Regions from separate parts of the Homo sapiens genome. Here region 1 is linked to region 2. A link is a loop called in an ENCODE intact Hi-C map of the cell type or tissue named here. Cell type or tissue: psoas muscle. All regions are shown on one strand. Region 1 overlaps ERCC3 (ERCC excision repair 3, TFIIH core complex helicase subunit). Region 2 overlaps BIN1 (bridging integrator 1).

What was found. Hi-C counts contacts between places; a loop is a spot of excess contacts. Peaks named below come from ENCODE experiments on the same cell type or tissue, not always from the same donor. Only the 100,000 strongest peaks of a DNase experiment are listed, where the experiment ranks them.
Region 1: it touches region 2 in a loop (8-fold over the local background); 25 of 110 quality-filtered maps call a loop at or near these places.

What each region holds. Positions count from the first base shown.
Region 1 is chr2:127,289,288-127,293,287 of GRCh38, forward strand. It overlaps ERCC3 (ERCC excision repair 3, TFIIH core complex helicase subunit), which reads right to left. Exons shown (of 15, transcript NM_000122.2): 3 at 3,323-3,559; 4 at 937-986; 5 at 402-537; 6 at 50-214. Among named protein-coding and RNA genes, the nearest start is that of ERCC3, 2.9 kb to the right of the region's middle. In psoas muscle, no CTCF peak of the experiment used is centred here; no DNase peak of the experiment used is centred here; H3K4me3 peaks cover 644 bases; H3K27ac peaks cover 323 bases.
Region 2 is chr2:127,066,073-127,070,072 of GRCh38, forward strand. BIN1 (bridging integrator 1) reads right to left here. Exons shown (of 19, transcript NM_139343.3): 5 at 3,923-4,000; 6 at 2,852-2,959; 7 at 2,091-2,183. Among named protein-coding and RNA genes, the nearest start is that of BIN1, 39 kb to the right of the region's middle. RefSeq lists enhancers at 1,328-1,959, 1,960-2,590. In psoas muscle, a CTCF peak has its summit at 2,146 (motif pointing right); DNase peaks (open chromatin) are centred at 1,119, 2,139, 2,579, 3,189 and 1 weaker place; H3K4me3 peaks cover 875 bases; H3K27ac peaks cover 4,000 bases.

The DNA.
Region 1 (4,000 bases), 220 kb after region 2:
TCTAACAGCAGCTCAGTGAAGGAACCAGGAGGAAGGTACATTCACTAACCTGCTTGACTTCAAAAGACACTGTCTGTGTCTCTTCTTCTTCTTCTTCATCCTTGTCCATTTGCTCATAGAAGTCAAACAGGTCCATGGGGATGTCAGATTTACCCTGTGGATCTGTCACTCGGGAAGTGGAGGGCCCACCACTGCTTTCAGCAGTCTTAGAAATCTGTGAGAGAGGTAGGTGCTGAACGTGCACACAACATTTAATTCTGCTGTTATCAAGCAATGGGTGAAGTTGTAAAGGGTAGAACCAGCAGGGCTGCTAGGTTGTAAGTGCTGGGTTAAAGACACCTGAGAGAACTGAAATCCTAAATGCCTGCCCCCACCCAAGGGTGGCCCAGGAGTCCACATACGGCAGATTTGCTTGTGAAAGTCTCTGTGATGAGCTCAGTGGCCTCCCCTTCAGAGTTTCTTAAGCGGCATTCTCGGATCACGGGGTCCTGGAGAAGATGCTGGATTACATCAGGGTGGCAACTTTCAACGAAGTATCTGCAAGCAGGGGAGGAAGAAGGGGTCTACTGACCAGCAGGTACCTCCTGGAGATTCCACTGCTCATTCAATTAGATGGTCTGGAAATACAAGCCTCATGACTCTCCCCACAACCCTTCGCCAAATCTGTACCATGAGCTGCCGGCCATGATTTAACATATGAGGGTTGTGACTTTGAGGTCAAGTAGGCAGGGGCCTGAGCCCAGCTCCACTGCTAGAGGAAATACAGTGGCCAGTGGATGAGTTTCCAGTCTGGGCCACATCTCTTGTTTCTCTTCTCTTATCTGTGCTTCACAGAAAAGACAGCATAAACATCAGGTCCTTCCCATATCCCTTTATTCCTGCTGGTGCGCAGAAAGTGACAGTGCCTTGGGACAGGCCTGTCATGGAATCTCTTACCTGTTGTGCTTCAAGACCAGCTTGACTTTTCCATAGCTGACAGTACACAACTGCAAATACAGATAACATCCAACAGGTAAATGTGCAGCTAACTCAGAACACATTCATTACTGGTCACATCTTACACCTACCAACCAAGTGAAAAGTTCATTTTACTTTAGGGAAACCCAACTTGCAATCCTAAAGTGGTCAGATGTGCCTAAACTGAGCTTTTTCCATTGGCCTCTGCTTTCTGAGAACAAAATCTTCCTCTTGCCTGGGTAATTCTGATGCATATCCATTAAGTTATAAAACGCTGCTTAAAATCTTGCATTCTGCCTTTCCTCTCTATTCCCACAGCCCCCACCCTAGTCTAGAGAAGACCACACCAGTATTACTACAACTCCACAGAGTATGTGCACAGTAATTGCGGCTTAAATAAAATGCAAAGCCTCTTCACCAATGCTCCTATTTCCCCAAATAGAATGTAAGCATCTTGATGGCAGAGAATACAGCTTAAATCCTCCCAGGTTCCCAACCACCTTTAGGAAGGAATACAGTAGAGGCTGTGTGGCAACAATAAAAATTTGCCACTCAGGCCAGGCACGGTGGCTCACACCTGTAATCCTAGCACTTTGGGAGGCCGAGCCAGGTGGATCACCTGAGGTCAGGAGTTCGAGACCAGCCTGGCCAACATGGTGAAACCCCATCTCTACTAAAAATATAAAAATTAGCCGGGCATGGTGACGGGCGCCTATAATCCCAGCTACTTGGGAGGCTGAGGCAGGAGAACTGCTTGAGCCTGGGAGGTAGAGGTTGCAGTGAGCCAAGATCATGCCACTGCTATCCAGCCTGGGCGACAGAGCAAGACTCCGTCTCAAAAAAAAAGAAAAAAAAAATTTGCCAGTCAGACTTTGAGGGGCTGCCTATCCCCGCTGTTGTCCCTGATCCACCACTACAGTGCACCAACACCTACATCCCTGCAGGCAATTCGCAGCCAAGACCAGGCAGAGCCACAGTGTTGGTACAAGGTCCTCTCCTTGGGCACGCTTTCTTTTTTGTTGTTGTTCTGAGGCGGAGTCTCACTCTGTTGCCCAGGCTGGAGTGCAATGAATGGTGAGATCTCAGCTCACTTCAACCTCTGCCGCCCGGGTTCAAGTGATTGTCCTGCCTCAGCCTCCTGAGTAGCTGGGATTACAGGCACCCACCACCATGCCTGGCGAATTTTTGTATTTTTAGTAGAGACAGGAATTTCGCCATGTTGGCCAGGCTGGTCTTGAACTCCTGACCCCAGGTGGTCCACCCACCTCAGCCACCCAAAGTGCTGGGATTACAGGAGTGAGCCACTGCACCTGGCCGGGCACGCTTTCACATCACAGGAAAAGAGAGTTCTCTCCAGGACTCCTGCAGCTTCTCTGGGACTGGCTGCAGTACCATACTGAATTCCTGTGGCACTCTTCTGCCACTCCAGATCCCAAGGTCTGAATCTGACTCCTTTTGGATCAGCCAAAGGCAATGAAAGCCACTGTCCATCTCTTTTAAATGGCATTCACCCATCTCGCAGAAGAAACCTAGCATGTTCAACTATTAATCACATGGAACCCTCTTTGTTTTGTCAAAAACATCTGAAGTTGTTTTTGACTTTCCCTCATGGAACTTGTTGACTATTGGTCTCCTGCAGATACTTAGCTTTAGACAGAGTTTACCACCTGTGTTAGTCAGCTTGGGCTGCCATAATAAAATTCCAGACTGGGTGGCTTCAACATTAGAACTGTATTTTCTCAGAGCTGTGGAGGCTGAAAGTCTATGATCAAGGTATCAGCCGATTCAGTTTCTGGTGAAGGCTCTTGTCTATGGACCACCTTCCCATTGTGTACTCACATGACAAGAAGGGCAGGTGAGAGAAAGCATGCTCCGGTGTCTCTTCTTAGGAGGACACTAATCATAGCGGATCACGACCTCATTTAGTCTTAACTACTTTCTTACTCCAAATACATTACCATTGGATATTAGGTTTTGAAGACAAAATTTGAGGGGAACACACACAATTCAGTCCCCAGCACACTCACTTTGGGCTGCATTTCCAAATTCTCCCTGGCTACAATGGGCCTGAATTAGTAGCCCCTCTGTGTTAATACCCACAGCTGGGAGCGGCTCATGAGAAGCGTGGCCTCACCCAGAACACAATGCTGGATCCAGAGTGTAGCGGCTCATGAGAAGCATGGCCTCACCCAGAACACAATGCTGGATCCAGAGTGTAGCGGCTGGGGTAATCAGTCGTTATGCTCCCCACAGGAAATCTGAATGGCACATTCTCATGGCTGCCACAGGCTGACAACATGGAGCACCTATGCCTATTGTTACATTAGCAGGGCAGGTGGAATTGCTGGTCTCAGCTGTCACTTGCCTTAATAAACTGCATAATTCCATCAGGGACTCCAGTCTTGCTGAGCTTCCTGAGGTACTCGGTGATGTCACTGGTTTGCAGCCCAACGCTGACAGCTGCATACAAGGAGTAGGCAGTTAGTTTGTACTCATGCACATGGGTTGGTCGGCACACTGGCTCTGCAATAGCCACCAAGAAGTCTTGGGCATATTTGTAAACTGGAGAGAAGGCTTCCAAGAAGATATGGCCATCGGGAGCCTGAGAGATACCAAATGGACAAAACAGACAAGGAAACATGAGTTGCAGAGACTACTGGGCTCTTGCCCATATCATTATCAAGAAAGAATAAGCTGCCCAACACCACAGATATTCTTGCAAGCACTCCTTCAGACAACTGTGGGGCCTGTTACATTAATCAGATACAGAAGAGTAAAGAAAAATAGAAGAAAGTGTTTCCAAAGTCAACAGCTGTTTCCTACTATTCTGCACAGAGAAAGCCCATCTTACTGGCTATCCTCAAGTTACCTTTTGGCTAGATTTCAACTAAATGTATAACATTAATTATTTAAAGTAGAGCAAAAGCTTGCTACCGAACATGTCTTCCATTATTTGAGGAAACAAACTGTTACATGATAAATGCTATTTATTCGGCAGATAAAAGGATTCACTACATGGGGTAGGGCTGGGGAAGGAGTGAGA
Region 2 (4,000 bases):
CGGCCAGCCCCCTGGTGCAGCCTAGAGAGGATGCACTATCTCCCCAAAGTCAAGTTCCCAAGCAGGGCAGCCCCGGAGTCCCAGCTGTGCCATCTCACAGCCAGCCAGCTGCCCACAGGCCACTCCAAAGGCTCTCCAGCCTCCAGCCAGGTATGAGTGGGCTGGGGACAAGGAGGATGTGCTCAAATAAAGATGGGACCCAAATGGGACAGCTAGTTTGGCCAAAATGTGAAACACCCACAGCCCAGCACCCAAAGGTGTGATCACCTGCCTCACCCTCTCGCTGCTCCCCCAGGGTGGGCGTGGAGGCAGGCCCTCCCAGCATAATCCCAACCACACCTGTCCCAGGAGCCCAAAAGCAGTGGGCAGGCCCCATAGCCTCCTAAGAGGTTCTCCCATCCACAAAAAAATGTTTCACCTGTTTCAGGGAAAATTATTCAGAAACCCGGGCCCTCCGTCAGTAGTCCCATTCCCTTCTAGCCCAAGTGCTGAACTGACTGGCAGGGCATACCCACTCCAGCCCCTGGTTCCTCCTCTACCTCCAGAGGCAGATGAAGTCTCAGGCCTACTGAAGTCCCCCTAGGCATCACCCCCAGCCCCTGGTTCCCCATGGGCACCCTGACCTCAGGATGAGGCTGTCAACACTCAGTGTCTCCAAAGTCAGCCTTGGCCTAAAATAAATCAGGCAGCAGATCAGGTGAGAAACTGGACAGCCAGGCCAGGAGCAGTGGCTCAGGCCTGTAATCCCAGCACTTTGGGAGGCCGAGGCAGGTGGATCGCTCAGCCCCAGGAGTTCAAGACCAGCCTGGGCAACATAATGAGGCACAGTCTCTACAAAAAACGTAAAGATTAGCCAGGCACGGCAATGCGTGCCTGTGGTCCCAGCTACTCGGGAGGCTGAGGCAGAAGGATTGCTTGAGTTGGGGAAGTCAAGGCTGCAGTGAGTCATGATCACACCACTGCACTCCAGCCAGGGGAACGGAGAGAAACCCGTTCAAAAAAAAAAAAAAAATAGAAAAAGAAATTGGACAGCAAGCCATGCCAAGCCCACCCAGAGCTCTCCACGTCACAGGCACTCAATGAAGATGATGAAATCAAGAGGAGGCTCCGAAAAAATGGGGCAGCTGCCCAGAGAGAAACCCAACCTCCGGGGCCGGGCCCCTATCGCCAGCCTCTCGGGAATATGGAGAAGTGTGAGGGCCACATCCAGGCTGTGACTACACTGACCTGAAATGTGCCTCAGTTTCATTGGCGAGAAAACCACATGACCCACCTCTCACAGGGCACTGCATCCAGTGGTCCCTGGCCACACTGTAACCCATTTGGAGGGCAGGGGGCTGAGAAGACCATAGCCTCTATGGCCAGGATGGTGAGATGGCCCAGGAGTTTTGTAAAAAAGCCTCCTCCGGGAAGCCCCCCAGGAACACTGTGGTGCTGGTCACTTGCCCTCCATGAATCCCCAAAGGCCAAGGACCCATGCTTCCCCTCCACGTCTCAGCATCCCATCCAGACTGGAGGGTCCTCCCAGTAACTCCTCCAGAGTCACCACGGGGACCACAAGTCCGAGGAAAATGACGCAGGGGCTTCAGTCAGGAGAGCCCCAACCCTGCCCCTAACCGGCTCTGGGGCCCTGGGAGGAGGCTGTGATGTGCCTCTCTGGGCAGCTTTCTCTGCTCAGTAAATTCAAGATGATCTCAGAGTTGTCATGTGGCTTGAAGGACAGGCATGGCAGTACAGGGGCCTGATGATGTCGCCTCCCTCCCCAGAGGAGCCCTCACAGAGGACAATGGCTCAAAGGCATTCCTGGACCACTAGGATTTCAGAGGAGTCTCCAGGAATGACCACAGATGCAGCCACGGAGCGGGCATAGCTATGCCCCCACCCAGGTCACACAGAGCCCCTCAGCCGGTTCTTTGACCCCTACATTTGACTTCAGGTCTCCTCTGAAGCAGAGCTCTCCCAGCAGAGGCCTTTGAAAAACCCTGCCCCAGCTGGGCTCAGATGCCAGCCCTGCATTCCACCGCAGGGCGAGAGGACAGGACGACAGACCGGAAGGCGCCAGCACGTGCAAGGTTAGAAGCCAGTGTCACCTGATTTCGGAGCAGGTTAGTTTGAGCTACGAGATGAGCCTGCAGTTTGCCTTGGCACCACTGGGGGGCGGCTTTCTCAAGCAGCGAGACAGGCTGGGGTGGGGAGGTCAAGGCAAAGGAAGGTGGAGAGACCAGGGAGGTGGGGAGAGAGAAACAGAGACACACAGATTAAATGCAGGTCCACACGCCCCACGCGCGGGGGCCACCCCAAGCAGATATGGGCCCTTGAGGCCGAGAGAATTAGGGGGAGCCCGGGGGGTAAGGAAAGGGGGTGAACTCCAACTGCAGAGGCAAAAGGTGAGCGTGGTTAGCAGCACAGGGGGCCCAGCAAGCACGGCCCTGCCCGGAGGACGGGGCCACCCCAGCCCCTCACCAAAGGATGAGTGGGGCCAGCTCTGCACCTACTGGCTCGCTCCAGCCAGGGACAGGTCGCCTGGGATCGCGTGACGAATTCCACCCGGCTCGCCAGGCAGGGCGGCGCCGTTCCAGGGAAACCCAGGAGGCCCATTCTCAGGCTGGCAGGTGGCCTGGATCAGGGCTGAGGGGCCAGGGTGGCACGGGGGGCAGGAATGGGCCTAGGGTGGACCTCACCCAGGCACCCACAAGGGCCTCTCACTCACCGGCCTGGGCCCTGTATCGTCCCCACCCCCAGTTCAGCCACCTGGGGCCAGGCAGGAGGAAGCCTCCACCCTCGGGGTCCTAGACACCCGCCCTCTCTCAGCCCCCTGCAGACGCTGCCCCGACCCGCCTCCAGCCCTTACCTTGGCAATTTTGGCTTCATCCTTCTTTTTGGCAGTTTGAAGGGACTCGTAGTGGTGCCGGGCACTGTCGTAGTCCACCAGCTTGCGCCCCCGCTTGGCAATGCGTGACTGGGGCAGACAGAGGAGGGCACTAAGCGGGGCCTGGCACCCCTGCTGAGACTCCAGGTCCAGTGGATCCTGGAGGGACCCGCAGGGCGGGCAGGAGACCCCAGCTCCACAGGAACCCTTGAGCCCTTGTTGCTGGAACCCTCCTCGTGGCAGAGAGCTCACCCCCTCCTGGCCGTCCAGCCCCACTGTGTGAAACCACTTCCTTGCACATGAGCCCATGTGTCCGTGTCCACCAGCTGGTGACGTGTCAGCCAAGTCTTTTCCTTGGCCTGGCCCCTGGCTTCTCATCTCCACAGCCACCAACATCAGACTCAGGGAGCTTGAGGCATCTGCACTGGGGACCCCTGAGGCTAGCATGAGCATGACACCCCCATCCTGCCCACCAAGGGGATCTCGTCCAACCCAATGGTCAACCCAGGCTTCCATGTGCACGTTACCGGGGACCACTCGCCTCGGTGGATACCAGAGACACTGCCAGCTCCGAGCACCAACCCAGGCCTGGCAGAGACAGCAGGCTTTGCGAATGCACACAACCACACGCACACACCCACACATGTAGACCCAGACAACAGGTGACATGCACACATACCCTTCCAAGCACCCATGGTGTAAACACAGGGGACCTGCAGGCACACACATGTGTAGGCCCTACTCACCCTTCTACACCTTCCACAATCATATAGCCAGCCACTCCGCAGCAACACACACACACACACACACACACACACACACACGTGCCGTGAGGCTTCCTCCCATAGCCCTGAGACCCAAAGGGACAGGAAAGGAATGGGGGGCCGTGGGCTGGTGGCAGAGGGAGCAACCCCGGAGGGGTGAAACACCGGGCCAGGCGCTTCCTGCCTCCAGGACAGCCTCCTCCTGGCCTGAGCCGCACGTCCTAGGCCCTGTCCTCTCTCCAGTTCCCTCCAGGCCAGAGCAGGGCAGATCTGCAAGTGGGTCTCTCACCTTGATGTCGGGGAACTGGCCCAGGTACGTGTCCATGGTCAGCAGCGCCTGGTCCACCAGCTTCTGGTGGTAATCCAT